Linked DNA regions of Mus musculus: all the other regions are linked to region 4. Evidence: chromatin loops called from intact Hi-C (ENCODE). Cell type or tissue: left cerebral cortex. All regions are shown on one strand. Region 1 overlaps Asap1 (ArfGAP with SH3 domain, ankyrin repeat and PH domain1). Region 2 overlaps Asap1 (ArfGAP with SH3 domain, ankyrin repeat and PH domain1). Region 3 overlaps Asap1 (ArfGAP with SH3 domain, ankyrin repeat and PH domain1). Region 4 holds the start of Asap1 (ArfGAP with SH3 domain, ankyrin repeat and PH domain1). Region 5 overlaps Gm30632 (a long non-coding RNA gene). Region 6 overlaps Gm30691 (a long non-coding RNA gene). Region 7 has its middle 53 kb from the start of Gm30563.

What was found. Hi-C counts contacts between places; a loop is a spot of excess contacts. Peaks named below come from ENCODE experiments on the same cell type or tissue, not always from the same donor. Only the 100,000 strongest peaks of a DNase experiment are listed, where the experiment ranks them.
Region 1: it touches region 4 in a loop (2.6-fold over the local background); 3 of 42 quality-filtered maps call a loop at or near these places.
Region 2: a loop joins it to region 4, with 2.9 times the contacts of the local background. A loop is called at or near these places in 15 of 42 quality-filtered maps.
Region 3: a loop joins it to region 4, with 2.6 times the contacts of the local background. A loop is called at or near these places in 3 of 42 quality-filtered maps.
Region 5: a loop joins it to region 4, with 6 times the contacts of the local background. A loop is called at or near these places in 3 of 42 quality-filtered maps.
Region 6: a loop joins it to region 4, with 2.7 times the contacts of the local background. A loop is called at or near these places in 15 of 42 quality-filtered maps.
Region 7: a loop joins it to region 4, with 2.1 times the contacts of the local background. A loop is called at or near these places in 3 of 42 quality-filtered maps.

The regions. Positions count from the first base shown.
Region 1 is chr15:64,224,617-64,228,616 of GRCm38, forward strand. All of the region lies in intron 3 of Asap1 (ArfGAP with SH3 domain, ankyrin repeat and PH domain1), which reads right to left. Among named protein-coding and RNA genes, the nearest start is that of 1700010G06Rik, 88 kb to the right of the region's middle. In left cerebral cortex, a CTCF peak has its summit at 2,228; DNase peaks (open chromatin) are centred at 1,282, 1,943 and 2,110; H3K27ac peaks cover 2,502 bases.
Region 2 is chr15:64,180,382-64,184,381 of GRCm38, forward strand. The region is part of intron 5 of Asap1 (ArfGAP with SH3 domain, ankyrin repeat and PH domain1); the gene reads right to left. Among named protein-coding and RNA genes, the nearest start is that of Gm20717, 84 kb to the left of the region's middle. In left cerebral cortex, no CTCF peak of the experiment used is centred here; no DNase peak of the experiment used is centred here.
Region 3 is chr15:64,189,557-64,193,556 of GRCm38, forward strand. It overlaps Asap1 (ArfGAP with SH3 domain, ankyrin repeat and PH domain1), which reads right to left. Exons shown (of 31, transcript NM_010026.3): 5 at 1,928-2,073. Among named protein-coding and RNA genes, the nearest start is that of Gm20717, 93 kb to the left of the region's middle. In left cerebral cortex, no CTCF peak of the experiment used is centred here; DNase peaks (open chromatin) are centred at 1,922 and 3,602; H3K27ac peaks cover 337 bases.
Region 4 is chr15:64,381,409-64,385,408 of GRCm38, forward strand. It overlaps Asap1 (ArfGAP with SH3 domain, ankyrin repeat and PH domain1), which reads right to left and starts at 1,511. Exons shown (of 31, transcript NM_010026.3): 1 at 1,309-1,511. In left cerebral cortex, CTCF peaks have their summits at 904 and 2,450; DNase peaks (open chromatin) are centred at 482, 926, 1,551 and 2,531; H3K4me3 peaks cover 2,303 bases; H3K27ac peaks cover 3,838 bases.
Region 5 is chr15:64,559,498-64,563,497 of GRCm38, forward strand. All of the region lies in intron 2 of Gm30632 (a long non-coding RNA gene), which reads left to right. Among named protein-coding and RNA genes, the nearest start is that of Gm30632, 27 kb to the left of the region's middle. In left cerebral cortex, no CTCF peak of the experiment used is centred here; DNase peaks (open chromatin) are centred at 1,651, 2,381, 3,163 and 3,383; H3K27ac peaks cover 2,593 bases.
Region 6 is chr15:64,625,747-64,629,746 of GRCm38, forward strand. It overlaps Gm30691 (a long non-coding RNA gene), which reads right to left. Exons shown (of 4, transcript XR_875386.2): 2 at 3,680-3,791; 3 at 2,769-2,876; 4 at 1,695-1,805. Among named protein-coding and RNA genes, the nearest start is that of Gm30691, 3.0 kb to the right of the region's middle. In left cerebral cortex, a CTCF peak has its summit at 1,792 (motif pointing left); a DNase peak (open chromatin) is centred at 1,786; H3K27ac peaks cover 295 bases.
Region 7 is chr15:64,442,939-64,446,938 of GRCm38, forward strand. No RefSeq gene overlaps it. Among named protein-coding and RNA genes, the nearest start is that of Gm30563, 53 kb to the left of the region's middle. In left cerebral cortex, no CTCF peak of the experiment used is centred here; DNase peaks (open chromatin) are centred at 2,431 and 3,671.

The DNA of each region.
Region 1 (4,000 bases), 160 kb before region 4:
TGTGAGAACTGATGAGAAGGAACAGCATAACTGGAAAGCGGAAAGAATTCTTAACCATGATGGGAACGTGGCATGGTATGAAGGCCAACAAAGAAAGTGTATGAACGGCCTACCTCCAGACAGGGGACTTGAAACATCAGAGTTGGAAACATTACAGATTCAGATCAGAAATGGTAAGCAGGCAGCATGTCACACAGAGAGAGCAGGGGAGGGATAAAGCACAGACACTCTTTCACCTCTTTTACAGTTCACCTGGGAGGAACACGTCACTAGGGTCTAGCCACGATCCTGTGATCCCCGGCACTCAGGCCAGACAGACATTGGCGCAGCCTTCACTCATCAGTCTACAAATGGTACTGGTGTAGCCAAGTAGCTGAGAGGCAGTATGGCTCCTGTCACCATCTCTAAAGACCTGGCCCAAGCACTGCCTCTCAACATGCCAATCTGTTTAGTTTGCACAACAATCGTACAAACTACTTTACAAAAATAACTGTCCTCCTGTAGTTACTCAGAGATTCATTATATCATACTTTATCTTGTCTCACTTCATGTCAGAAATCTAAGCACCGACTCAAGCTAACTAACATGTTTATCACCCGTCCCTGGAACATGAACACAAGATGGGAAGTAAAATGCTTCCCTGCCTGAAACGCAGGACAAGGCAGTGCTAGTGCACATCCAAGCCATGAAGACAGCAAAGTGCTAACAACACTATACTACTCAGAAGGCTCTACACGTCCTGCTTGGCTGGGCAGGGCAGGGCAAAGGTGACTGAGAAGACGGGCGTTCCACCTGGCCTCAGAAAATAAAGAGCCAGAGCACAAGGAAAGAATCAAACGGTCAGAATATCCAGAGCACCAGTAGTTTAAGCCTAAGGAAAATCAGAATATGATGACAATTTCTCTGAAGAAGAATGCTAAGCAGCTTACTCAACTCAAAACAGTAGGTAAATGGGGAGCTGGGCATCAAGCCCAGGCCATCCACCTCGGGAGTTAGGGTCTCAACTATGGTTGAGAACATACAGTGAAGAGCTTCCTCGACCTAACTCTTATGAGGCAGTGAGTCAGAGCGGTACCTCCACCTTCCTTCACGGGACAGTCAGCTATGATTGCCACCTTTCCTTCTTGGTAGTACTTCACGTGGAGTCTGTTAAAAAGGACATCGAGTGAGGCCTGTCTAGATAAACTCAGGAGCCACCAGCGCAGAGATGGCTAAAGCAACTAGAGAGCGGAGCATTCTATAGCGATGGTTCTTACGGACAGCTGTGCCATACACTGCTGACCAAGCAACTGCCAGCATCAGATAGCAGCATAGAGTTGGCACTCCACAATTCCTATCTTAGCATCTTCCTTCTGGGAATGCATGCCAAGGAAATTGCTCAGTTGGAAAAAAAAAGGCTAATGACTCAGAAGTGAATTAGAACAGTGATGGTTATTAGCCAAAATTTAGGCAATCTCCAGAGAGAAGATTACACAGAAATGGTTTGGGACAGTGACAAACAGTTCCATACAGTTATATTATGCTACTCGAAAAACTAACAGAAGACTGCAAACCCATAAAACAGTATAAAGCAAGAAGGCAAAGGCCACTGTTTAAAACTAGAAAAAAGAAAGACTTAAAAATCGTAACTAAAAATAGTTGGGTTAGAGGCATCACGGACGATCTGTTCTCTCCGAGTATTTTTAAAATCCAGTATTGTAGAGTATGCTAAACCTGAAAGAAAAAAAAAAAAACGAAAGAAATTCAAAGCTTCTTGATCACTCTACTTTAAGAACCATCTACAATCGCCACAAGATTATACTGCTGTGTGTTGAGCTGAATTCTTTCCCTGAAGCACTCTCACAACAATTTGCCAATGTTAGCTTGCATTATGCAGGACGAGAGGAATATCAAATTACTTAACGCGATTCAAGAAACCTGAGGGAGGAGAAGGAGGTGGAGGGGACAGAGCAGTCAAAGGCACTTAAACCACTAACAAAAGCAGCACTGTGGCTCCTACATAGACCCATTACTGGCCTCCGTAAGTCATCATCAGGCCAATAATACATTTCTGTTTCAGACTTTAAAAAGTGTACTTGAAACCAGAACGGGCCTTGAATTTCAAACACACAGAACTAAAGGAATGCCGCAGAGGGAGAATTAAAGCCAACTAAAATTGGCCTTTTGTCTAGAAAGCATTCTTCAATGTTAGGGGAAAAGCAGAGGCTGGCTTAGCCGGGGATGAATCTGAAAGTAAAATCTGAGACTTTCAGAATCACCCACTGGTCAGAGACAGAATGCCAATGCAGATGTCAGTGATAGAGCTTCCACACAAAATGGTTATTGTGAGGGTGGACTGTAGGTAAGAAAATTGTTACCAAGATGCTCTGGGACAGACCAAACAGCTAATTACACGTGCTTACAGGTCAACAGCAGGAAAGAAGAAAGAATATTAAACTTCCATGCAAACATACCAAACTATGTTACAAAAGCTACCTCTCAGGGGTCCCTCTCCACAGCAACTTGCTGTGCTCAGTGTAGAAACAGTTTTTAAAACGGTGTGACTGCCCACTTCATCTCTTGTGAACCAGGGATCCTCATGTCCAATTAAAGAAAGGTTTCCATCATGTTAATAGGTGGCAGCATCAGGGTCAGAAGTGAAGGTTTGTTTTATGTCATCCAGACACACTAGAGTCATTTGGAAGAAAGCTTCAATTGAGAAAATGTCCCCACCAGGCTGACCTATGGGCAAACTGTAGGGCATTTTCTTGATGGGTGCTTGATGTGGGAGGGCCCAGCAAACAGTGGGAGGTGCCACCCTAGAACTGTTGGTCCTGAATGCTGTAAGACAGCAGGCTGAGCAACCCAGCAAGCAGTAGTCTACAGCCTTTGTTGCAGTTTCTGCTCTGCCTTCCCTCAATGATGGAATGTGACTGAGAGTTGTAAGCTGAAATAAGCCCTTTCCTCCACAAGTTGCTTTTGCTCTCATGGTGTTTACTCCAGCAACAGAAAAGTAACTAAGACACACGGTAAAGTTCCTATTTTTTCCTTAACGTTTATTTACTATGTGTTTGTGCCTGTGTGGCACACCTGTCCCATGGAAATTAAAGATTAATATGTACATGTTGGTATTCTCCTTCTAAGATGTGGGCCCTAGGAATGGAACTCAAGTCTTTAGCCATCTCACCCACCCAGTGATTAAAGGCTTTGCCCTCTCTGGCTCCTGGAGAAGATTGGCCACCTATGTGTCTCATGTGTTCTAGAATCACAACACATTGAGACATAAGCACTTCACCAAACATCTCCATGAAAAGCTAGACCAAGCCATTCCCTGATGTGAACTGACACTTTCCCTCATTAGATCAACTGGGTGTGTGTGCATTAGAATTGCACAAAATCCCCATTAGAACTGATATTGTGACCTCCAGCCTATCTAGACAATTCTTGCAGCCACTTGATTCTTCTATTTTTTTTTTTAGATTTATTATTATATGTAAGTACACTGTAGCTGTCTTCAGACACCTCAAAAGAGGGCATCAGATCTCATTATGGATGGTTGTGATCCACTATGTGGTTGCTGGGATTTGAACTCAGGGCCTTCGGAAGAGCAGTCAGTGCTCTTAACCGCTGAGCCATCTCCTTGGCCCTTGCAGCCACTTGAAAGGATGTCAGATACTAACACTCTGTAACCAGGATCGGCTTTGAGTGAGCAATGGTAAGAAGACAGAGCCCCACTTGTCTACAACATTCACTGGGTGACTAGGTGCAGAGCTAAGTATATCACACATTCAAAGCCTTCCACATTGCATAAAAATAGTCATTTGAATATAAAAAGTCATTTGATTCAAATATGCACAGGGACAGAATTATACAGAGGCCACATGTTTACCTCATATATCTCTGTAAAAGAAGGTCATTTGGTTCTAAGTTAAAACAAAACAAAGAGGTCCTCCAAAACAGAGGCACCACAGGAAGGTAGGTGGTGTCTCTTTAGCAGTGGACGCTTCTGGTAAAAACAACT
Region 2 (4,000 bases), 200 kb before region 4:
AAAGGCAATTTGCTTTACTTCAAAGGCCATTCTCATTTCCTCTCTCTTGCTGTACTCATTTAAAGTGACAATCGGGGCACATCACTTTCCTGTCAGAAACCCATTCTTGTTTCCTGATAGCTGGAGTCAAGTACAAACTCCCAAGTTTAGGTCTGGCCCTGCCAGCCTTTTCCCTTGTGGCTATCCCCGGATCAGCACCAGCTGCTCTGGACAGGAAAAGGTCTTTATGAGTCCCTGGGCTGCAGATAAGATGGTAGCATGAGTGCCTGGTCCTGGGTGTAGGAGCAGTCACAGCGCGAGCAACCTTCCCAGGGTTTATGTGTGCATCTGTTCATTCTTCCCCAGCCTTCCTCTCCTTTTCCCAAATCCCCCTGCTTCAGCTTCCTGAGCAACTAAGACTCAGTTATATCAGCAAACGTTTGATCAGTAACACAAGTTACAAGTCGAATCAGTGTTATCAAAGCAAAAACCAGTGCGGTAGCAGGTTTGAAGGAACAAGCAGTAGCCCGCTTTCTCATGGCAGGCATGGCAGTAGGGGATTCCAGAACTCGGGGGCAGGGGGTTCTGGCTGTCCTGGGCCCGTCTTCTTGCCTGAAAACACATTAGAGATGGACTCCAAGTCTAACCTATCAGAGCTTCTTGAGGATGGAGCCCAACAGCCCAAGTCTTAGTAAGCTCTTCAAGTGAATTAGAGTAAGAGAGCCACTCTGAGTCTTAGGGCTGTCCACAGTAGAAAATCCGAATTCCCACTGAGGAGGGACTGCCTCCAAGCCAGATCACCTTGCCTATGGTCTCAGGTACGACTGCCATGGAGCTGGAGCTCAAAGGCTGCACTAGAGAAGTCTGGAAAACCCAGGGCCCATCGTATGCTGATGGCATCTGACAACACTGAATTCAAGTGGGATGCCAATTTTCCTGGAAACATTACACAAAGGAAAAGGCAGTGTGGGAGTGAAGGGGTATGGCCATCCTTAACTCGAGACCCCAGTAGGTATGATTCCACATCTCCCAGGAAATCAAGCCCTGTTTCCTCTGACCGCACCGGAGAACAACTTCACCAGAAGGAGAAGTGGAGCTCTAACATTTAAGACGAATGAGGAAGCGGAAAGGACACAGCCCACACACTTGGATCTTGGCTTGAAAAAGTCATCCTGGCCCTAAGCACTTGGAACAGTAATCAGTTCTTGACCAACTTTTAGACTTTAAATTTCATTTCCATGCATGTCATTTATAATTCGCCATGTGTGATTACAACAAAACCATTCTGTGACATCGGTTTACATTTTCCTTGCCTTCTACGATGTCTCTATCACTGTATCTCTGTACCTATTCATGTTTTACAACCGCCGACTCTGGAAGGACCGTAGTACAACTTAAGATACCTGTATGCTGGCACGCCAGGGCTTAGTATGCATCAGGAGGCCCAGCGCCACCTCCCTGAAAGCATCACGCTCTCACGCACCTGACTGAGAACAGAGCCAAATGCTGCCCTGGGTCTCCTCCTTGGGCTGTGTCTGCATGTTCTCAAACATTTCATTTCATCTTCATGGAAATGTTCAGGACTCAGAAACCTACCTAAAGGGTGACTGTGTGGTACATTCTTGGCGGATACAGCTCAAGGGCATCCATGCACACGAGGAAGCTTACATTACAAATCTGGGCTATCAGCTGCTTCCAAGAAATCAAATAATCTCTCCCCTACTCATGGAAACCCCAAGGCAGGAGGCTTTGTAAAATTCTGTCTCTATGTCCATCCTTTTCTTCCTCTATGAAATCAAAGAATTCTTTATAGAGTAAGCTATCAAAATGTTTCGTGCAAGCATTGTCAAACAGAAAGGAACAGCCATGACTACCACAGAGCCTGGCATATAGTGGGCACCTGGTAAAAGTTGCTGAGTCAAGGGATACTTTAGAAAGTCTATATTTTAATACATATTTTAATTTACATTTTGGCCTCACTACAATGTGCAATATAAACTATTGTTGAATGCTATTTAGTTCCTCTTCTAAGGGAAATGGTCTCTACCAGCTTTTAAAAATACTCTCAAAAAAAAAAAAACCCACTAAACTATCTGTAATCAGGACAAGGGTCGTAGTAGTGTGAAGACGTGACACCCCTGCACTCTGGATGGGTGAGTGAGAACATGAGAGATCTGCCTCTGGTGACCAGGCATGTGAAGCTGCAGAGCAGAGGTCTGGACCCAGTTACATCTGTCTCTGAAGCTACAGCATTTCTGCCGACTCTCAGGCCTCTCCACCATTTCACTCTCTTAGCACGCACAGTGCAAACAGTACGTCAGTGGGCGGTCTATTCATTTTCTAGGGGCAGATGTAGTGAGATGCTATTTGAAGACTGGATTAGAAAGGCAGTTCTTCATGTATAGTCATAAAGGGCCAAAGGAGCAAAGGACATAGTCTAAGACAAAAAGAGTATAAGAAACAAATGGCTGGAGAACAATCATGCACTCTGTATTAAATGTAATCAGAAATAAATTCAACAAGGGCAGAAGCAGAATGAAATTAAGAATAAACACAGCTAAAGAAATGAATCACCTGAACTAACAACATTTTAAAATTAGCATTTAGATTAGCACTTCTCAAAGTTGTTCAATGGGGAGTTCATGATTCTTACATGAAAAAGTCAGTGATCAAAAAAGTTTGAAAGCATCGAATTGGTTAAGGTTCTTCATTCTCATGTGCCTAAGTGTCTAACACACAAATGTGTACTGCAAGTCTCCCTGAGTAATATTAAGGCTCCTTAGAAAGAACTCTCATCAAAGAACAAGGCATGGGGCTAAGTTTGCCATTTCACTCATTTGATGCTCCTGTTCCTAGGCAGGAGCAGACGAATGCATTGGCTATGGTTGCTGTGTAAAGTTGGGTAGGGTACGGTATGCACAGCCAAAGCACCGACCCTGAACACACAAGTGGGGCCTGAAACAGCCATGTTCCTCTCGACAACCTGTGCCTAGTGTTGCTGACATCAGCCCACAGGAAGGGGACCTGACTTGACTGTATTATCTCCCAGCATTCAAGTGTGAAGAGGGCACCAGCCTTATCTGAGGCAAAGACAGAGACTACATTCCCTGCCAGGAATCCAAAATAAGGCTGAGAATGAGAAAATCTAGGTAATAGAAAAATGGACAAGAAAAGGAGAGTGCAAAGGGTCAAAGGAGTGACTTTAGGCCAGAGCTTCATGGAATTCTCTGAGCCAAGGGAAACATCTGCATTTCCTTTTCACAATGCACCTATAACATCTGGGTTAGGAAAAAGAACTCTGGAGGCTTCTGTGATGAAGAGCGTGCAGACAGAAAGTTAAGTATCTTAGTGTTGGTCTTATCTTATAACATCTGTGCTACTGGTTTCACTGTTCTTTTAGACCAACACAACTGTTAAGTTTATGGTAGATCTATGCCAGCAAGAGCACATGCATGAATTTCAGAGGCAGTGCAGTGTGAGGACAGTCTAGGTTTGCAGGACTCTTACAACTACCTGAGGCATGATTCCATTTCCCTGCAGTTACCAAGGTTGATCTAGCAAGTCAATGATGCAGAGACAACAGAAGGCAATGCTCATCGAGCACTCGTTCTTCCCCTGGATTTTTTGGTCTTCTGGAGCTAACATGGAAGATCTGAGAACACCTGGAGAGTTGTGAAAAGTCTTCATGAGCCTTTGGGATGGAGGTGTCTTTTCTCCTCTATACCAAACCCTGTTGAGGAGCTGCCATGTGCCTTACTCTCTAATTTCTTCTTATGTGAACCAGACTCCTTCAGAAGGCATGTGTCATGAGATGGAAACTAACGTTTATTACACTCACCTTATTAACGTTTATGACTGGGGCAGATCCTTACTAACCTAGCCTAATACAACGTGTGATGTATGTAAGTCAATGTCTAGCACACTATAATCTAGTGTTACTTCTATTTAGATAAGCAAAAGTTAACCATAAAAATAATAGCACTGCTGCTGGCTTAAAGACTCTGAGGATGAGACTAGGTTA
Region 3 (4,000 bases), 190 kb before region 4:
AAGAAATCAAGGGCTTGTTAAACCAAAAAGTATAGAAACATTGAATTTTTTCAAGCTTTTGAAAAGACAAAGTATTTTGTGTTTAACGGTTTTTTTTTTTTTCAGATTACATAATACTTATGACTTATTCAATGACAAAACCCCACCAATTATAAGTAAATGGTCAGGAAAACAGATGTATGCATGGTTTTAATACAAGAGAAAACATTTTGACTGTTCGAAACACTCAGGGTAAGAGACTGTAGGAAGGTTTTTCAAATAGGTAGTATTCTACTGTAAGCTGTTTGTATCAACTGGATTTATGGCAGGATGACCAGCCAAAGACACAGAGGCCCATCTGATATCTAACCCGCGCAAGGCGAGGACACATGAGCTTAGGCTCCAGATCCGTAGGGGATGCAGAAGTGCAATGCTGGGGGAGGCAGGTGGAGACAGAATGCCTGTCTCCAGGACAGGCACGGAGAAAAATATGGCAATAAATCCCATCGCTGTGCTCCCCTACCTCGTAAGACTTAGACTAGATCAAATAAAGCGCAAATGTGGCAGTTCTTACAGAAATATTTTCACCAAATCAACAATGTCAGGCTCAACAATGTGGATGCAGTTAAGATATGGTGATAGCCGGACACAGTGCTGGCCAAGAAACTCTCACTGCTGTCCATCTGCTCTGCCTTCTTGGGTCAGCATTTTTAAAGACCTTATATTTTAGGATTCTTCCTGCCATACACATTCTGTAAATCCTAAAACCTTTTCTTGAAGGTATGCAAAGGGTTGGCAGTGGGGTGGATTGTAAAAGGATATGCAGAATTAAGGGAGGCTCATTATTTCAAGAACCAAGACACACATACAAGTGAGGTACAATACAGGCAAGGGTGCATTTCCATTGCCTGTTCAGCACTGAAAGCATCCTTACTCTTTTAACCAGTTTACCGAAAATAAATATAAAAATAAAAAATAAATAAAAAAAAACCCAAAATCTGCACACACAGGGCCTGCACAGGTCTATGTCAGACGGAGTTAAGGAGCTGAAGGGACAAAGGGATACATGTCCCTATTCCTAGGCTAGAAGCTCTGTCAAGAGTCTCACTGAGGAAACAAGTCCCTCTTATGGGCAGGCTGCATGCCTAGCAATAGAGTAACAGAAGAGAGCGCTCATCGGCATGGGGGAGATGTCGGCATGGGGGAGGTACCTTGTCTAGCCATGTCATGGCAGGGCTTTTCCTTTTTTGTTTTTAAAATTTTTTTCATTTTAAAATTTACTTATATATATTTTCCTTCCCTCCTTTTACCCTACTGGTTCTTTGCTTGTGTCTTATGGCTTCCAGCTTACTGTTTTTATGGGATTCTTGAGTGTGCTAATGGATGTCTCACTATCTATACCTGTCTTGGGCTTTTCTTGGGCTCTTGTCCTTCTCTTTGTTTTGTCCTACTCCAGTGACATGTTAGTTGTTTTTTTTTTTTTTTTTTTTTTTTGCTTTATTTTATTACTATCTCTTAGAAGCCTATTTATTTTCTAATGAGAGTCAGAAAGGGGGTGGATCTAGATGAGAGGGAGGCAGGAAGGAACTAGGAGGAGTAGAGAAAGGGGAAACCATAATTAATATATATTGTATGGAGAGAAAAACCTATTTTCAATAAAAGGGAAAAAATAACATCTGCTAACAGTTATCTTAAAACAGTTAACAGTGGTAGAATGTAGAAGACAGTCACGTGGTTCCTCTCCCTTCAAAATAGCCACCATGCTGTTGGCTGGGCTAAGGCTACCAGGCTAGAAATGTTACTCTGAAGCCTGTGGAGACCACCACCTCTGCAGGACTGCGCAGCCTCTGCTCTCCACTCTGAGGCCCGAGGGTGGAGGCGAGGAGCAGAGGACTGCTCTCTGTAAGCCCGGTGAGCCCAGCCTGCTCCAGGAGGAAGCATGACTCACCAGATTTTTCAGCAGCGTGGACAGTTCCTTTGTGAGTGTAGAAAACTTGACAAAAGCGGTGCCAAGGTCAGGGTTGTCTCTGCTTAAAAAATTACTTCCAAACTTATCCAGAACTTGTGCATAGTTTTCTTCATTTTGTACATGATCTAAAAAGGAAGGAAGCAAAAAAGGAGTGTGAGTGGTTATTTGCCGCAACGAGGGCTTCTTCTGAATGTGGATCACTGGAACCTCTTAAAAGGAAAGCAGAGAAAAACAGCATCAATTATTTACTGAACACGTCCAGAGGCTGGCAGTACACTCAACGCTCTTCTCTTCTGAGACAGGGTCTGATGTATAGTTCAGGCAGGCCTCAGGCTTGCCACCTTTCTGCTGGTGCCTCTCTTATGCTGTGATTACAGGTGTGAGCCACCACGCCTGGATGGCATTGGTGCTGTCTATCTGTCTGTCTGTCACTGACTCTTCAGTTATTTAAGGGAAAAATTCTTCCCACATTCACCAGCAATTAAGAAACTATGAAGAAATTTCTCATTAGCAAACTCAATCTTAAAATACAAAAGAAAACCTCACAAGAGTTTTAGCAATGTTTCCTGCTCTGCATCTAATCTTGACTCCTTTATTTTGTTTTATGCCCCAGGTCTACAAAAGGAGTCAAGATTAGATGTAGAGCAAGAGACATTTTATTTTTAATTTTTATTTTCTGGTGAAACCATCTCTAGGTACAAAGCCTGCATGCTCAGATCACAAAAATCATGAAAACAACTTCTACACTTTCTACCTTCGCTACCCCTCGCACTTTCTTTCAACTCTGCAGGAGCTGATGTGAAAGGCCCACAGCCTTTCTCAGTACATACGGGAACAGTAACTCTTACTCCTGTGAAATACCTTCTGTCCTGTTTTCCAGGCTATCCTGCTCTCTTCATCATCCTCTACCTCTACCTCATGGCTGCTCCTCCCCCTTCTCTGCTGCTTCCTCGCCTGTCTGACCTCATTGCACTAGAAAGCCCCTCTCTGTTACTGGTACTTTATATTATTTTTCCATCTATTCTTACTACCTTGAGATCTCAAGTCTCATCACTTTAAATGCTTTCCAAAAGTTTTAAGTTGGTATCTTGACCACTAAAACACAAATTGACACATCCAACCATCTATCTCCATTTGGATGCCCAAACAAAAGGCTACACTGGACCCCGTGGTCTTCTTCCGTCAGCCCTTTATCTTACTTAGGCACTGGCAAACAGCATTAGACAAGATGGAATTTGAAACCCGTCGACTCATACTTGGTTTTCCTTTCTCACACCCTGGGACCTCAGAGTGGCCACAGAAGGCCACTTACCACCGAGAAAGATATATACCCCAATCTGAGAATTTCTCATCACCTCATGCTAATCACCGCCTACCCAACATCACCTCTTTGTTCTGGTCTCTTGAGCATTGCTCTTGCTTTGTTACTAAAACAGCACCCTGTATGGCTCTATTAGGTTATACAACAGATGTTAACTCCCACCACACATGCCCTTCATGAAGGACTGCCAGGCTCACCATGATCTTCACAGACATGGAGAGAAGTCTACCGGGGACTGATGCATGGCAGCTGGCTTGCCTGGTGACTGCGTTGGAGGTGGTATTCATGTGCCAGCTTTTTGTTCTGCCTTTGTGTGGAAGCCCACAGCACATGCCTAGTATTTACTACATGAACGAGTAAACAAGTCTGTGTCAGAGTCTTAAGGCTTTCCTCAGTCAGAAGGAACCGTCCTTGCCTGTAAGTCCTGTACTTATGCACGGTTTCCCACATCATCTGTGCACATGCATATTTTCCCTTAGGAGGCAAGGATTGCCTCTGTCACCTCTGTATCCCTCACTCAACAGACAACACTGGCGATTTTCCGGGGAGCTGGACTTAGGATATTAGGGCTTAATGAGAATTCGTTAAGTCCTCTGAAATTTCTTAGGCTGTTTATTCCCAGCTATTCAACAATGGAATGCTTTACTTCAAACCTTCTTCAATAACTGTATAAGAGCAATGGCCGTTCAAGAAATGAAACAGCAGCCTGGGGAATAACGGGCAAGAAACAT
Region 4 (4,000 bases):
CAGTAACACTCCTGGTTTAGGGCTGGCAGATCACAATCTGGCATAATCAGGGTGGCCAGGCCAGGGAGTTTAGAGGCTTGGAAGTAAGCTATTCCTGGCCAGGCCACCAAGTAGTTGTGTCCATAGAATCTTTCTGAATCTCTTCCACATTAAAAGAGAAAACAGTTGTTTTCCGAGATTCTTTTCTTCTATAGCACCCCACCCCCCATCAAGCCCCTCTCCCAATGGCCACTACACAGGGGCCTTCCAACGGCCCGCCAAGAAGACCTGGCCACTCAGGCTAGGATAGACATGAAACTGGCCTAAGAATTACATGCTGTGTTTTACAATCTCAAAACATTACTCAGCAATCCTGTACCACTGCTATCCCAGAAGCAATCCTGCTAACACAACCTGATGGAGTCGATGGAAGGGGGGAAATGGTCTTTTGCATCTGTACAGCTAAGGCTAAGGTCAAGTTAACTTGGTCTAGACCTGGCTAAGCCTTTCCTTGATAAAAAGAACCCGCCCTACGAGGGCGTGAGATGATGTCTCTGGATGGATTAAACAGCAGAAAACCAGATACCAGCTAGTTTCTTTCTTTCTATTTTTTTTCTCGCTCTCGTTTAAACTTACTGTTGCTCTCATAAAAAGCATCAGGTTCCAAAATGGTACAAGCGGAAGAAGACATAAGGCACTTCTCAGCTCCCAAGGGGAATTACCACTCCCCCCCCCCCCCCCATTCCCTGTTTCTTTTCCTTTTAAGTGGTCTGGGGCCTGCCAGGCAGCGCCATGTCCAGGCCGGGACCCGCGCCGAGGGGAACTTTCCTCCGCTGCGCCCGAGACAATGCGGCGGCCAATGCCCGCGCCTCCCCGCCGCGCAGGGAGAGAGCGCCCCTGGAGAACCGGGAAAAGTGCCGAGGAGAAGGAAAGCGCCCCCAAGGGCCGGGAGAGCACCCCAGAGGAGAAGGAGAGAGTCCCAATGGGAGGGGAGAGTGCCCGGGAGGACAGAGAAAGCGCCCCAGCGGACTCCGGGAGCGCCCCGGCGTCTGCCCGGGCCTCCTCCCGGAGCGGGGAGCCTTGCGCCCCGGGCGCACACCCCCAACCCGGGTCTCCTCCGCGGAGCAGGGGAACGTGCGCTCCGGCGCTGCGGCTGCGGAATCCCCGGGCCGCCCGGCCAACCCCTGCAGAGCCGGCCGCGCGCCCCGCACGCCCCCGGCTGGTGCTCTGCGGACGGACGGGGACACCCGGAGCCCACAGGGGGTGTGCGGGTGGCCGTGCAGCGCCCCACCGCGCCTGTTCCCGCCGCCCCGCCGCCTCGCCACTCACCGGGACCGGGCGGGCCGCTGGGCATTATTCCATCGCGGGCGCGGCGAGGCCGGGCGAGGCGCGGGAGCCGAGCGCGGCGCAGGAAGGGGCGGGCGACCATGTGCCGAGGAGGGGGGAGGAGGAGGCCGGCGACGCGGAGCCGCTCTCTCGAGCCCGCTCGGCGGCGGCGGCGGTGGCGGCGGCGGGAGCGGGCTGCAGGAAATCCAAACACTTCGGCAGGAAATCGGAATCCTGACTAAGCACTCCCGGCCCGCGGCTGCCCCGCTCCGGGGGCTCCCGCCGCGTTTAACCCTTGGCCCGCCGGGCACACTTCAGGGCACAGGAGTATAGGGCAGTGTAGGAGATTCATGGGGTGGGCCTCCTTCTTGGCCACAGAAGGCAGAGGTGGGGCTTATCAGCAGAGAACCTTGGCCTTGAAGTGGGGCTTGCTAAAGCTGGGACACCAAAAGACTGTGGCCTCTCTCCCATCCTGCACTGTCTTCTCCTAGGCTACTTTCTCCTGTTCCTTTCCGTGGATTTCTATCTTCTTACCCAGTGCCTGGAGGCAAAACCTTTTGGATAGCACAGAGATGATCTGGCTAGCATTCGAGCATTCCAGGCTCTGAACCCTGGTTGGAAAATGGCCTTTTTCTCTTTCCTGCAAGTGATACTTCCTTGAGGCTTAGTTTCCCAATCAAGAAAGGAGTGTTCGTAGACTTAATTTGAAAACAAGATGCTTAGACTGGCATGTTGGAGACATCAATGATATCTGTGCTTGGGTATTACTGCACACTAGAGATGTCAGAGAAGGGAGGCTTCTAACTTGTGGGCTGTGTGTTCTGCATGTCTGTGTGGACCTAGCTCGGGGGCAGGTCTGGCCCAAGGGTGTCAGTTTCTCCCTAATTACTGGTGATTATTTTTCTTTGAGTCTTCCAGAAACTGCTGTCTGAAGAAGAAAAGATCAGCCACTGCGTAGTAGAGACCCCTTTCTGGTAAAATTAGAAACTCACCAGGCCTCACAAGATTGGAGATTTTGTTCTTAACCTGAGGGTGGGAGACTTGGGGGGAGGGCGCGTTAATAAGCCTTGAGCTGCTCCAGGGGGGTTAGGAGAACTAGCCAGGGAGTCTGGGCTGCCATGGGGAGTGATTCATTGTGGTTTCCCGAGGAAATGCCACACTTTACCTGTAGGCTGCAGTTTGGTGGTTTTACTTGAGTGTTTGAGATTCCTCTGACTCTCAAGACATAGAGGAAGGACCGCGTGTGGGCAAGTGAGAACTGAAATGACCATGCTGGGAACTGAAACTTGGGTACCAGCTCTATCTCCCAAGGACAAACAGACCTGTGCTTGGCACCCAAAGGCATGTCTCTTCTTCAACACTTTCTGTAGTTACAGGTCACAGGTAAAGCTCCAAGCTGGGCCCCAAGAACCTGGAATGCCTGCCCCTCATAGCCACCATCCTATTGGAAAGAACCTCTACCCAACTGAGGTCGGCAGATAAATCACAGAGCAGAAGTCGGGCCCTCACAGTTCACCGTTTGATCCACTGTGTCTGACACCCCCACATCCTCACCACCCGCACCTCTCCCAACATCCTGCCCCTGGTCCTGTTGCTGCATAGCTCCTGTCTCTATTGTATCTTTCCGGATGCTTGCTTAACATTTCCCCATGGCTAAGCTGCATCACAGCAGAATTCTTGACTGTCTCTTGTGTTCCCACTCTCAGTGCCAAGAACCATACGAGCACATGGGAGCCCCTCAGTCAGCACATGTTGGATATAAGGGGCAAAGACTAGAAATCCAAATCTGTCATCCAAGCATGCCAATTCACTCTCTCCCTCAGCTCCCTGAATCCTTTACTCAGAGACTTGATGTGAAGTGTTCAGTGTAATGGAAGAAGCTCCAGTGGGCTCTGCTAATGGTCCTGGGAAATGAACGCTGTGAACAATTAGGACTGTCAGTTGACATAACTGTAGTCTCTTTGGCACATCACCAGTTAATTATGCCCTCCTCTGTGCTTCCCCAGCATCTCCTCATTAAAGGTCTTGACTATTGGGCCAGGGCATGGTGGCACATGCCTGTACTCCCAGCTCTCGGAAGGATGAGAAGTTCAAGGTCGTGTTTAGATACATAGGGAATTTGAACCTCACCTAAGCTGCTTGAGACCCAGTCTCAAAAAACCAAAAAGACTACTTGTTGCATTATATGTCATATTAAATGGCAAGCCATTCTGCAGTGAAGGGAAGGGAAGGGAAGGGTCCACATTAATGACCCCTTGCTCTAAGGAAGGCCTTAGGACCAAGGTGAATTAAATCTGCTTAGCATTGGCCAAGGGACCCAATAGTTTCTTTGCATTTGTTCTCCAAACAGACAAGCAAGAAATTAACCCATCCTTTCACTATTCACCCCTCCCCCCTTTTCTCCTCCCTCCTTTGTTCTGCTTGGGTTCACTTCCCAGATGAAGTAACCGTACCTAACTCCTGGTCTCCAGTTTTGCTTCTGAGACAACTCAATTCAGAACAGCATGTTATCTATAAATTCACGCTGACTGTCTGGGCACTCCCTATGTGCCTGAGCCAAGATAGCATGAACAGGCCTCATAGTTGGGTAATACTGGAAGGTAAGGTGCACGTTCAGTAACAGAAACCAAAAAGACTAAAACACTTTTGCACTATTTTATAGTTAAGGAAACTGAGGCACCTGAATGTTGAGTGA
Region 5 (4,000 bases), 180 kb after region 4:
CTCTTGGACAACATGGTAGATCTGGTCCTGGTGGCCTGGACACAGAAGAGCTTTCTGAGGATGTGAGAGCAGGAGAGTTGGTCCTACCCCTTGCTGGTTGTGGCAGGTAGGAGAGCTGGCCCTGTCCCTCGCCTAGGCAAAGCAGAAGAGCTGGCTCTGCTGGTGGCACAGATGCAGGAGAGTTTGGGGACTGAAAAACTCAGCTAATTACTCAGGCCCAGATCCATCTCATCGATTTGGTCCACCTCAAAAACCTACCCCGTATGAACTGTTGGAGGGAGTGAAGGGGCCAGGCATGCAGAACCAAAGCCACGTGATCTCCGTGACACAGGCCAGCAGGATATCAGAGAGGAGCCCCCGTGAAGACCCAGTACTGATACTGCAGTAGAAATCAGAGGGGTGATCCTTTCTGTGTGAAGAATGCCCAGGGCTTTCACAACTTAATTCTGAAACAGTATTGACTGGGACTAGCAAAGGATCCATGGGGGCTCAATGAGGCATCCATCACCTCCCAACAGACAGTAATGACAGCAATAAATATCGGAAATCTCAACTGAAACAGAAAGATAAATATACCCGCTGACAAGGATGCTTGAGATGACTCTTTAAGACTGATGTAAGCCAACCCCCCAACAGCCAGATTCTGAAACTCTGCCAGGGAAGTGCCTTTAGACAGCTGCAAACTGCTCGGTCTGTTCTTTGCAAAGACCAGAAGTACCTGGGAATTTGTATCATCTTGGACATAGCTTTAGATCAATGTCAGGACCGTAACCCCCTTGCTCTCTGATCGCGACAGCTTGAGTATGATCTGGGTCATCTTCATAACTCCCTATGGAATTGAGTCCCAGTTTCCTTCTGCCACACGTTGCTTCCTAATGGGCCTTGCTTGGCTTCTCTCACTTCCGTTCCCATGCCCTCGTCTTCCTATTGTTTTTGTCCTGGGAAGTCTTTCTAATAAACACTTTCATATGTGCTTTTGTGTCAGGATATGCTTTTGGGGAACTCAATCTATGAGAATGCTTTCCAACGGAAATAGAAAGATGATCCTCCACCAGGATTACTAACTCAAGTGGGCGGTTGGCAGGACCTCGTGAAATTATAGAGATGAACTACTAAAACTCTAGAAAGCACCGAAGTCTCTAGGGATACTCTTTCCTCGTGTCATCTTGAGCTCTCATCTTCTCAGATCATCTTTTCTGACTACCATGTCTGAAGTAGACCCCATGCCCTTCTCCTGCAGTATGCCACCTTGCTGCTATCCTTCAGGTACACGCTATAGCTTGAAATGATTGAATCTATCTGTGCTTTTGACTTTGCTACCTTTCTATAGACCATAAAGCCTTTTGATCAAGGATAATTTGTTAGGTCAGCTACCTCATTTGTTCCTGCTATGTGTTCTGTAACTAGCCTGACCATCAGGTAGAGTTTATTGAATGGGTGGAAACTACATGTGACCTTGTCCCTCCCATTGTCCACCAAGAGTGACAACTTTGCTGAAGTTGTGGACATATTTTTTTTTAAATCCAGATCCTATAAGAACAATTATAAAGGTTTAATCTATAGAAATCCACCTGGTCCAAATAAAGGAAACAGATGATGCACATGTATTTATAGGGATGCTGAGCCTGGGACAAGCCAGCCAGTCAACAGATTGTGCCTGACAAGTCTTCATGGAAGGTGTGGAAGCTTTGAACTCAAAGTGTTGTTTTTGTTCCTGGAAAATACAAACCTTCTTTTCCCCTGAGTCAGACTGTCCTAATATAACTGTTAGGATAGGATAGGATAGGATAGGATAGGATAGGATAGGATAGGATAGGATAGGATAGGACAGGGAGGGAGAGAGAGAGAGAGAGAGAGAGAGAGAGAGAGAGAGAGAGAGAGAGAGAGAGAGAGAGAGAGCGCACTAGCTTTGGGGGTTGTATATTAACCACCACAGCAACTAGATCTCCTAAGCAGCAGAAACAAGGTTAAATTTTGAAATCTTTAACCCATTTAGATGGAGGGGCTGGAATTTCTCTCTCTCTCTTTCTTCCTTCCTTCCTTCCTTCCTTCCTTCCTTCCTTTCTTTCTTTTTTCTTTCTTTCTTATCTATTTATTTGTGTGTGTGTGCGCGCGCGTGCATGCACGTGTGTATGACCCATGTATGGGAGTGCCTATGGAGACCAGAAGAGAATGTCAGATCCTTTGGAGTTATAGCAGCTTTGAGCTGCTGCAAGTGAGTGCTGGGAACTGAACTCTAGTCCTCTGAAAGAGCAGGAAGTGCTCTTAACCTCTGAGCCAAGTCTTCATTCTCAGAAAAGAATTTTTTAAAGTATCTTTCATAGAACACAGCTAGAATTCCACAGAAGCCAAATTTTGGCATTAGAAGTGGCTTTACAATTGCCTCCTAATCCAGCGATGATGCCATCCTCTTGCATCTGTTGTCATGGTAACCGCCACACACTCCCTGTGTGCACTTCACCTGTGTGCCTCACCTGTAACTGGTCGTGCATGTGATTATGTCACGGTCCAAATAGAAGGCAGAGACCCCCAACCCCTGGCCCCTTTTTTCTCCTTTTCTTCCCTACTTCCCCGAATAAACCTCTTCTTGTGGGACTGTGGTGGTCTGTCTGGATTAGAGCCACTTTCTAACACCACAACAAATGTATATGTCAGTGACAACATATATTTGGAAAGAATTCTTAACATTTTACTATGTTGTTTGTTATCATGTTAATAGGACCCTTTGGATTGTTTCAGAAGAAATAAGGGCCTAGAGATAATTTGAACTTGCAACTCCCTAGTTGGTCTTCATGACTCTTGCTCCCACTTCTGTGTGCAGTATCTCAAAGGCTTTCTCTATCTCTGTGCCTGTTCCTTCCAAAGTCAGACTAACCACCAATTTATAAATAGTCTGCTAACTTTCTCACCTATTGCTTCCTAGCAAGTTATCACAACAGGCAATGGCTTTAAGCAGCAGTACTCATTAATTTAGCTCATGCATCCACATTGGGGCAGGGCTCAGCGGGGAAGGGGCTTCTCTGTCTTATGTAGTATCTGCCAGGGCTGCTGACCTGAGAGTGAGGCTTTGCTTTCCACGCGGCATATCCATGTGGCTGGCAGTCAGTGCTAGCTGTTGGCAGAGATCTCAGCTGGGGCTGTCTGTTGGGGTAGCTATATGTAGCCTCCCTGTGTGGTGGCTTGGCTTCTTCACAGCACACCAAGCAAGTTCCAAGTTTGTGTTCAAAGATACAGGAAATGGACTGTCTTTGGAAAAAAACTGAGCTTCTCTTATATTGGCTCCTATGCCTAAGGCAGTCATATGACTCAGAATCTAGAATAGGTTATATCAGCTTCACCTCTTGATTTGGCAAAGTGTTTAGAAGCCATGTTTTTAAATGTCTCTAGCAGCTCTGTGATCTGCTCTTAAAATTCCTTCTGCCCATAATACTCCCTCACTCCCACATGCATGATGCCACCTGGAGAACTACTGAGTCTCCACAGCCTGCCTCTAGTATCACTTCTTCTAAAAAACATTTTTATCCATGCTTTCTTAGCAGGTTGCTTTTATCACTAGCCTCCTGATTAGCACAGCATACTAATGTTAGCCATGTTCTAAGAGGGCAATGAGTCATCTTGTTCATTTATTATTCCAGTTTCTAACAATGAATTAATTGGCTAATTTTCCAGACCAACTGTTATCATAACAACTATAATTTCATAAATGTTTACTGTTTAATATGCCCTACAAGATGTACTTTATAAATATTATCTTATGGAATGTTCACAAATAAGAAACTAGTATTATTATATTACACAAACAAGACAGTGCAAGGTAGGTCATGCCAGGAATACATTTCTACTGCCCCATCTCTGTGTATGACAGTTCCCCTGAGAAACTGTGTCAATAAGCCAGAGTGAGGCTGCAGGAAGTGGGGCTCATTATCACTCTCTTCTCTTCTGGTGTTAGCAAGAGCCAGCAAGGTGAGCTTAGGTTGCAGCTTTGCAGCACAAAAGCAGT
Region 6 (4,000 bases), 240 kb after region 4:
ATTTGTATAGTTGTCAAATTTGGTCTTCATGTAGGCCCCCTAATAATTAGAGCAGGGGCTGTCTCCGACTCTGTTGTCTGGCATTGAATCCTCTTCCCCCAAGCGGACTACTTGGTAGGGCCTCAGTGGGAGAGGGGGTGTTTAGTCCTGCTGAGACCCCAGGGTGGGGTGGTACCCATGGGAGGCTCCCTGTTCTCTGAGGAGAAGGGGAGGGGGCAGTGGAGGAGGGATACGTAAGGGGACTGGGGAGACATGAGGGAGGGGAGATATAAATTGAATAAAAAAATCAAATTATTGGAGAAAAAATAACTTTGGTTGGTCTTCCCTGATCTTTGCAGCTCACTTCCTTTACATCCCAGACTAGACACTTGGCTTGCTCTTGAATCTCATCCATTATCCTCATCTTTTCGGTGAGGGAACTCAGTGCTCCGCTCAGGATCTCTTGCTCCTGCACCTCCTTCATACCCTTATTGTCAAGGTTGCTCCTTAGATGATCCTGACCCCTCTCTTGTACTCGGACAGATACACCCTGGCTGATCTCTTCAGTTAAGTCTTTTGAAGTCTTCCCCTCAAGCTGTCTTGGCAAACAGGGCTTTAGTTTTCTGGCCCCTTGCTGGTCACTTCCTTCTCTGTCTTCTGAATCCAAGTTGCTATTCAAATAGGATTACTCACTCCCCTGGTATTTTCTCCCTTCATCTGGACTGCTTACTCTTTCTGCCCCTCTCCCCAAGGTTACTGCTCTTATATCCATCACTATGCAATCATCAGTGCAGGCCACTTCCCCTGCGCCCATCATTATCCAATCACCAGTGCAGACCACGCCTCCTGGGTCCATCACTATCCAATCACTAGTGCAGACCACTCCCCCGGGCCCATCACTATCCAATCACTAGTGCAGGCCACTCCCCCTGGGCACAAATGAGCCGTTCTATCGCCCTTCATCTTGGCGAAGCTTTCACTGTCCTCCCTCATGCTTCCATGGTGCCCCAGAGAATCTGATGGCTGGAGCTCTTTGGACATTAGTGTAGATGTTAGTAAGCCTAGGCCAGACACACGAGAGACACATGATATGCACTTTTCAACTTAATAAACAGGGACTAAGTGGCGAAATCACAGCATGGACTCCACATACTATAAAGTCTTGTGTACTGGCCTCGCTTTAGTACAGTGGTTCTCAACCTGCCTGATGCTACGACCCTTTAATACAGTTCCTCAGCTGTGCTGACCCCAGACCATAAAGACCCTAAAATCATTTCGATGCTACCCATCACTGTAATTATGTAACTGTTATGAATCATAATGTAAATATGTCTTCCGATGGTGTTAGGTGACCTCTGCGAAAGGGTTGTTTGATTCCCAAAGGGGTTGCAACCCACAGGAACTGCTGCTTTAGGGTTGGTCATTCTTGAATATGTGGGACTAGATTTCAGATCCTCACTTCCTTCGTTTCTACAGGCAGTGGTTTTAAAATGTAAAATATTTGAATTTAATGCTCAATTCCCATGTAGCTTCTTCCTTACTCCTCCCATTGATTTTGATTTTCTCCATCAATCATTTCTTCCCTTCTCGCTGTGCCCTCTGTTCAGGAATCAGCAGCCTGCTGTCACTTTGTCATGTTGTACCCAGCTGTGAAGCAAATAAAATACTCCTGGAAACCTCTGTTTTATGAGAGAACGTTTATTATGTTTGCGCTTCGGAAGCCGGTTGTCACGTTCTAGCTGAGCTTTAACATAGTGGTGTTTTTCCATTATCGCTCTTGCTGCAGGAAGGGAATCCCAGTGGTCTCAGACACTGCCACCTGGCGGCTAGGTGGAAAATAACACATCTTTTAGCAAAACGTTTCTGAAGGCAAAACCAAGCCAAGCCAAACCAAACCAAACCAATTTGCTGGAGAACTGAGGGTACAGAAACTAAAAGAACACCACCAAATTTGGGATACTTGCTCCATTCCAGCAGCTGTGAGAGGCACGTACCAGCTTAAAGCTCATGCAATCTCGACCATCACAGCAAAGTGACACTCTGCAGTCACTGATTGCAGATCTGGAAATAGACCCTCTGAGAGATCAGTTTCCAAAAGCACTGTGTATTGTGGCTTGGGAGATCCATACCCCAAAACATCTGACCCCCAAGCCTCTGATCATCTACCACAGATAAGGCCAATCTTTGGGGAGAACTCAGACTCATCGATTCTTTACCCCCTTGTACATAGGGACAAATAAATGACTAATAAATTCACATATCAGGTGGGGTGCTACTTAGAAGAAAGATTAAGTTAGTGGAGTACAGAGTCCCCTCCACCTCCGAAATAAACAGATTAAAGCTATGTGTGTTGGCTTGTTTGTTTTTTGTTAACTTGGCACAAACTAGAATCATTTGTGAGGGGGGAACCTCAGCTAAAAAAAAAAATGACTTCATAAGCTTGGACTGCAGGCAAGCCTGTGGGGCATTTTCTTAGTGATCCATTTGGGAGGACCCAACCCACTGTGGGTGCTGTCATCTCTGGGATGGTGGTCCTGGATGCTATATAAAGACAAGCTGAGCAAGCCATGGCCTCTGCATCAGCTCCTGCATCTAGGTTGCTGCCCTGTTTGAGTCTTTGCTCTGACGTGCCTCAGTGTTATACTGTAATGTGGAACTTGTAACTAAAAGAAACACTTTACTTTAGTTTTTGGTCAATGTTTATCACAGCACCAGAAACCTAACTAAGGCACTATATAAGAAAATCTTCAACTCAATAAAAAAAAGGTCATTGAAACACAAAACAATACCATTCTTTGGCTGCTTCTTTAATTGATACCGTGTTTCTTTGTCTTTCTTCGTTGTGCTGAGTCTTCCTGAGGGGCAAACCATATCTGACTGTTTTCTGTATCCAGGACCTAGGACAGAGGCTGAATTTTAACCAGAAATCTTGGTAAATGAAGCAAAGAACAGTTACAGATGCTCACAAGTACCTGGGCTGCTTGGGAGAGGTGAGCATCTTTGTTTGAAAGGGGATGCTTGGGTGCCTGGAGACCGTTTGGAGGGAACGCTCTAAAGAGGATCTTAGCACCAGAAGGGAGGGGTTGTATGAGATACCCGAGGCTAAGCTTCACAGAAGGAAGCTGTGAGGAGCCTCAGTGTGCTCAAAAACAGGTCTGTAAATTGTGATAGCAGCCAGGACCACGTTGTCGGGATAGTCTTTCAAGGCACAATGCCTTTGGCCATGAATTTTTTTTTTTTTTTTTTTTTTTTACTTCAGTGTACCACACTCTGATCTAAGATCATTTTAGATCAGAGAAGCTAGTGTCCCATTGTCCCATACTTGCAGGCCCTCCATCTCTTTTCACATCAGGCACAGTCTACACATTATGATGGAACTCTTCTCAGGGGTGCTCAGGTGATGAGGATGCTGGGAAGTAGGGGCACTCGCTGAGTCATTGAATTTAATGACATTTGGACTCTGTCTTAAAATGACTGGGCAGCAGGGCATTATGTTTCCCCCATTTCATCCATATGGCTGACATATTGTGTGCCCACCAAACCTATCCCCATGCTATGGTCCTCCCAGCCCTTTCCCTAAGAGGGAGGCTACATTTCTGTGTTCCATATTCCTTTGATGGACGTGCTGAGATGACTGACTTTGGCTTCCATCAGGTGAGTGGACACACAGACGCAGAAGTAAATAAATGTCATTTCTTACAGTTTTGGAAAAGAGAATTAACTTCAGGCAGCAACCAGCTCTAGAAGGAGAGAACTGTGGGATGGACCTGAACTTGACTGTACTGCTCCAGCTTACTAGCCGATGTACAGACCTGTGAGTGAGACAAAATATTTATGGCCAATCTCTGAGAATTTTGGCATTTGAGAAGAATGAAATTATTGTACCAAAGCCAATGAATGTATTCCAGAAGAGGTAGGACCAGCGAATGGCAGCTGTAGAGAGAGATACATTTAACAAGGGTTCCAAATTCTTATTCTATAAAGGCAGGATGGAGGGGTTAGTTTTCTTGGGTGCATTGAT
Region 7 (4,000 bases), 62 kb after region 4:
TTTCTCTGATAATCATAGTACATCAACAAAAAAAAATCTTAATGTAATACTTGCAAAATGAATCCATCACCACATTAAAGAGATCATGCATCATGGTTTCATTCCAGGGATGCAAGGATGTCTCAAGACACTCAGATCAGAAAATATAATGTAGCAAGTTATTGAACTCTGGGACAAAAATCACATAACCATCTCAACAAAAGCAGGAAAGTCCCAATAACTGAAAATGGGATTATGTGAAGCTAAATGTCTTCTGTTCAGTAAAGGTAACTGTCAACAGAGTGAAGAGACAGTCCACACAGTGGGAGAAAAATCTGTGCTGTCTAGCCATAGGACAGAAATTTGTATAATGCATGTCATGGTTTGAATATGCTTGGCCCAGGGAGTGGCACTATTTGGAGGTGTGCCCTTGTTGGAATAGGTGTGTTACTGTGGGTGTGGGCTTTAAGACCCTCATCCTAGCTGACTGGAAGTCAGTATTCTCTTAGCAGCCTTCTGATGAAGTTGTAAAACTCTCATCTCCTCCTGCACCATGCCTGCCTGGATGCTGCCATGCTCCCACCTTAATGATAATGGACTGAACCTCTGAACCTATAAACCAGCCCCAATTAAATGTTGTCCTTATAAGAGTTACCTTGGTCATGGTGTCTGTTCACAGCAATAAAAACCCAACTAAGACAATGCAAATATATAAAAAATTACGAAAATTAAATTGCCAGCACGTAAATCATCCAACCAATAAATGTGCCAATGAACTATATATATAGTTCATTGAAGAAATGAAGAAATGAAAATGGATAAGAAATACTTAAAGAAGTATTCTCTATCTTTAGCCATTAGGAGATAGAAGATAAAATTGCTTTGAGATTTTATCTCACCTTAGTCTGAATGGTTCTCATGAAGAAAATATAACTACAACAAATGTTGGCAAGGATGTCAGGGGAGGGGAATCCCTATTCAGTGCTGGTGGGAGTGTAACCGGTACAGCCACCATGGAAATCATTGTTGAGGTTCCTACAGATACATGAAAATACAGCCATCATATGACCCCATACCACTTCCAGTTGTGTACTCCAAAAATTCTAAGCCAATATTCCACTGATATAGTTGATCATCCTTTCCTTCTGACATATTTATAGCATCCAGGAAATAGGACCAGAACAGACATTCATCAACAGAAGAGCAGGTAAATAAAAAATGGCTGTAGATACACAGTGGGGTTTTATTCAGCCATACATTAGAATCCCATTGTGTCATTTGTAGGAAAAATGGATGGAAATGGAGATCATCACAGAGTGAAACAAGCCAGACTCTGAAAGATGAGGTACCATTCTATCTCATATGCAAGATGTAGATGTAAATGTGTGTGTTATACACACACACACACACACACACACACACACACACACAGAGTCTATTTAGGGTAGAAGGAGAGCAACAGGAGGACAAAGGAAAGTATTAGGAAATGGATATTAGCAAATTGCAATGGCATTTTTGTTTGAAAATGTCATAATGAAACTTATTATTTTCTACTTCAACTAAAAATGTACCAAAAAACCATAAAAATTGACAAATATTACAATCTTACTAAAATTCATAGAATTGCATCTTAAGGTAGTAGAATTTTATAGTATATGCCTTATAACTGCAATAAGGAGGTTGATGCTCATAAGCTGTGTGACAATGTCTCTCTGTGACTTAGTTTCCTCATGTATAATAAGATAGACAGTTTCCCTCAGGCACTAGAGGTGTTCTAAGAATCTGGATGGGACAATATCATGAGCCTTGCATCTGGTATGTCTTTGATTGTTGAGATCAGGGTATGCCCTACACTATTACTTATTATTGTATGAAACAGTGATTGTTTTCCATTTTATAAACAGGTTTATAGTACATTTTGAGGAGGAGGACTGTTTGCCTGGGTGGCTTGGTGAATGGCACACAACACCACTCAGACTGACAAATAACCCATTAGTAGAATGGTATTTGCGTTTCCTTGCCTCCTGGGATACTTCCATAGAACATAGACCCCCCTTACCCCCACACCTCACCACACCTCCATAGAACATATCACCCCTCTCTTTATCTTTTTATAAACACATCACCAAGGATGGCTTAGAACTTCTAACCCTGTTGCCCCTATGTCCAAATAATGAGGCAATGGGTATGAGCCTGTGGGACTGTGTTACAGGCGCTGGAGATGCAACCCAGGGCTCTGTGCCTGTGAGACAAGTACTCCACCGACCTAGTAGCTACAACCTCAGCTAGTAGATGCTATTCGAAGTGCAAAATCCAGCAGCTCTTTTCCCTTTCCCCTCAACTCAAGCCCATTCTTCTGGCTGGGGGTAGATACAAGCAACCCATCAGGCACTTGGGGGGGGTGTATGTGTTTTCCTTGAATTTCAAAGGAGGAAAGAAAAAAGAAATCGAAATTAAATCCAGCAATTAAGTTCTAATTGCACAATTACTTCATTTTCTGGCTTGGTGCCAAGGTTGGGAGACTGGCTCCCACAAATGGCTTTTTTTTTTCTTTTTAACAAACCAGAGGAAAGGTTGGAAGGGAGCGAGGGATCAGATCATTTATGGGGACCAAGAAACAAAGGTACTTTTTAAGATTAAACTCTCTTGCCCAGGACTTGATGTTGGTGTTCTGACTGCAGGATGGTGGGTGAGCCTAGAACTCAGGGTCTTTTCAGAGCTAAAATTAATCATTATGCTGAGCTATATTTTTTCTGGCCTGTCTTCCATTGAGACTTTCTCTCTGCAAGAAAGTGATGGACACCCTTCATTTATACTTGGGTGGGAGAACATCTCTGCAGGTGGGTCATCTTAGGGTCTTACAGTTGCTGCTTGGAGAAGGGAACAAAGCAGCTTAGACTATCCCAGAACCTTTCTGAGGACAGGGAGGGGGCAGGAAGTGGATGCTACAGGTATTGAGTAGATCCTTGACTGTGTGGTCAGGAGGCATGGGAGGAGAGAAGCTGCTGCAACTACTGGGTGGATTTTGTGGGCAAGGGTCATGAGCTGCTTCTTTGCCTGTTATTCATCCATTTGTTCATTCATTTATTCTCCCACTTATTTATTCATCTTCTTACACATTTCCCCATTAGCTAATTCTTAGAGGGTCACTGATCAGCACAAGGCTTTCTGCTTGGCTTTATGGGGAAAAAAGATTTAAGATGGATCTTGGACTCAGGAATATGTGGCATTTGTAAGATGTTTAGTGTTTAGACTTATCATCAACTGTGTGACAAGTCCTGCAACAGGTTATTGTTAAACCCATAGTGTCCCTCTGAGGGAACCATTTTCAAGAAGAAACCGATAGTGGGGAAGGGTTGAAGGTATTCATTCTATTTCCGATCACGTGGCAAGTCATCCTGGGAGTTCTAGGAAGTTTAGATTCTGGAGCTCATGACCTTTCATGACCTTTATGTAAGAAATAATGTGTTCCAGGGAAACATAGCCATACCAGGAGGCATAGGAAACACAAATACCAACATGGCTGGACCCAGTCTTTCCTCTCAACCAAAATAAAAAAAATGCACTAAATGAAGAGGACACTTGCTGACGTCAGCAACTGGGGATGATGACAGGCTTGGTCCCTCCAGCATGAGCCCTGCCACCATCTTCTGTTGAGCAGCTGGCACAGTCGTGGGGTGCCCTGACTCACAGCAGCTGAGCCCTGCCACGTCACGGAGTGTGCCCAAATCGTTCACACTCCAGTGATCTGCCAGAGACAAAGCCTCGCTTGAGAGGGAAATGCCACATTCTACTTTGCAGCCAGCTCCAGAGTTCCAGCTATATTTTAAAAGGAAAATATAATCAAAGATCAAAATCAAATGTGGGCACAAGAAACCACCTGCACTCTTCTCCCGACCCCTCCAGGTCAGAGCCTTGGCTGAGAAGCAGAGGGAATGTGAGGACTCCCTGGCTTTTTCAGCACCATCTGGTGCTGTGGCTTTTCCAGCTGCGGCTTATGTCCAGCTCCATGAACTGTGTC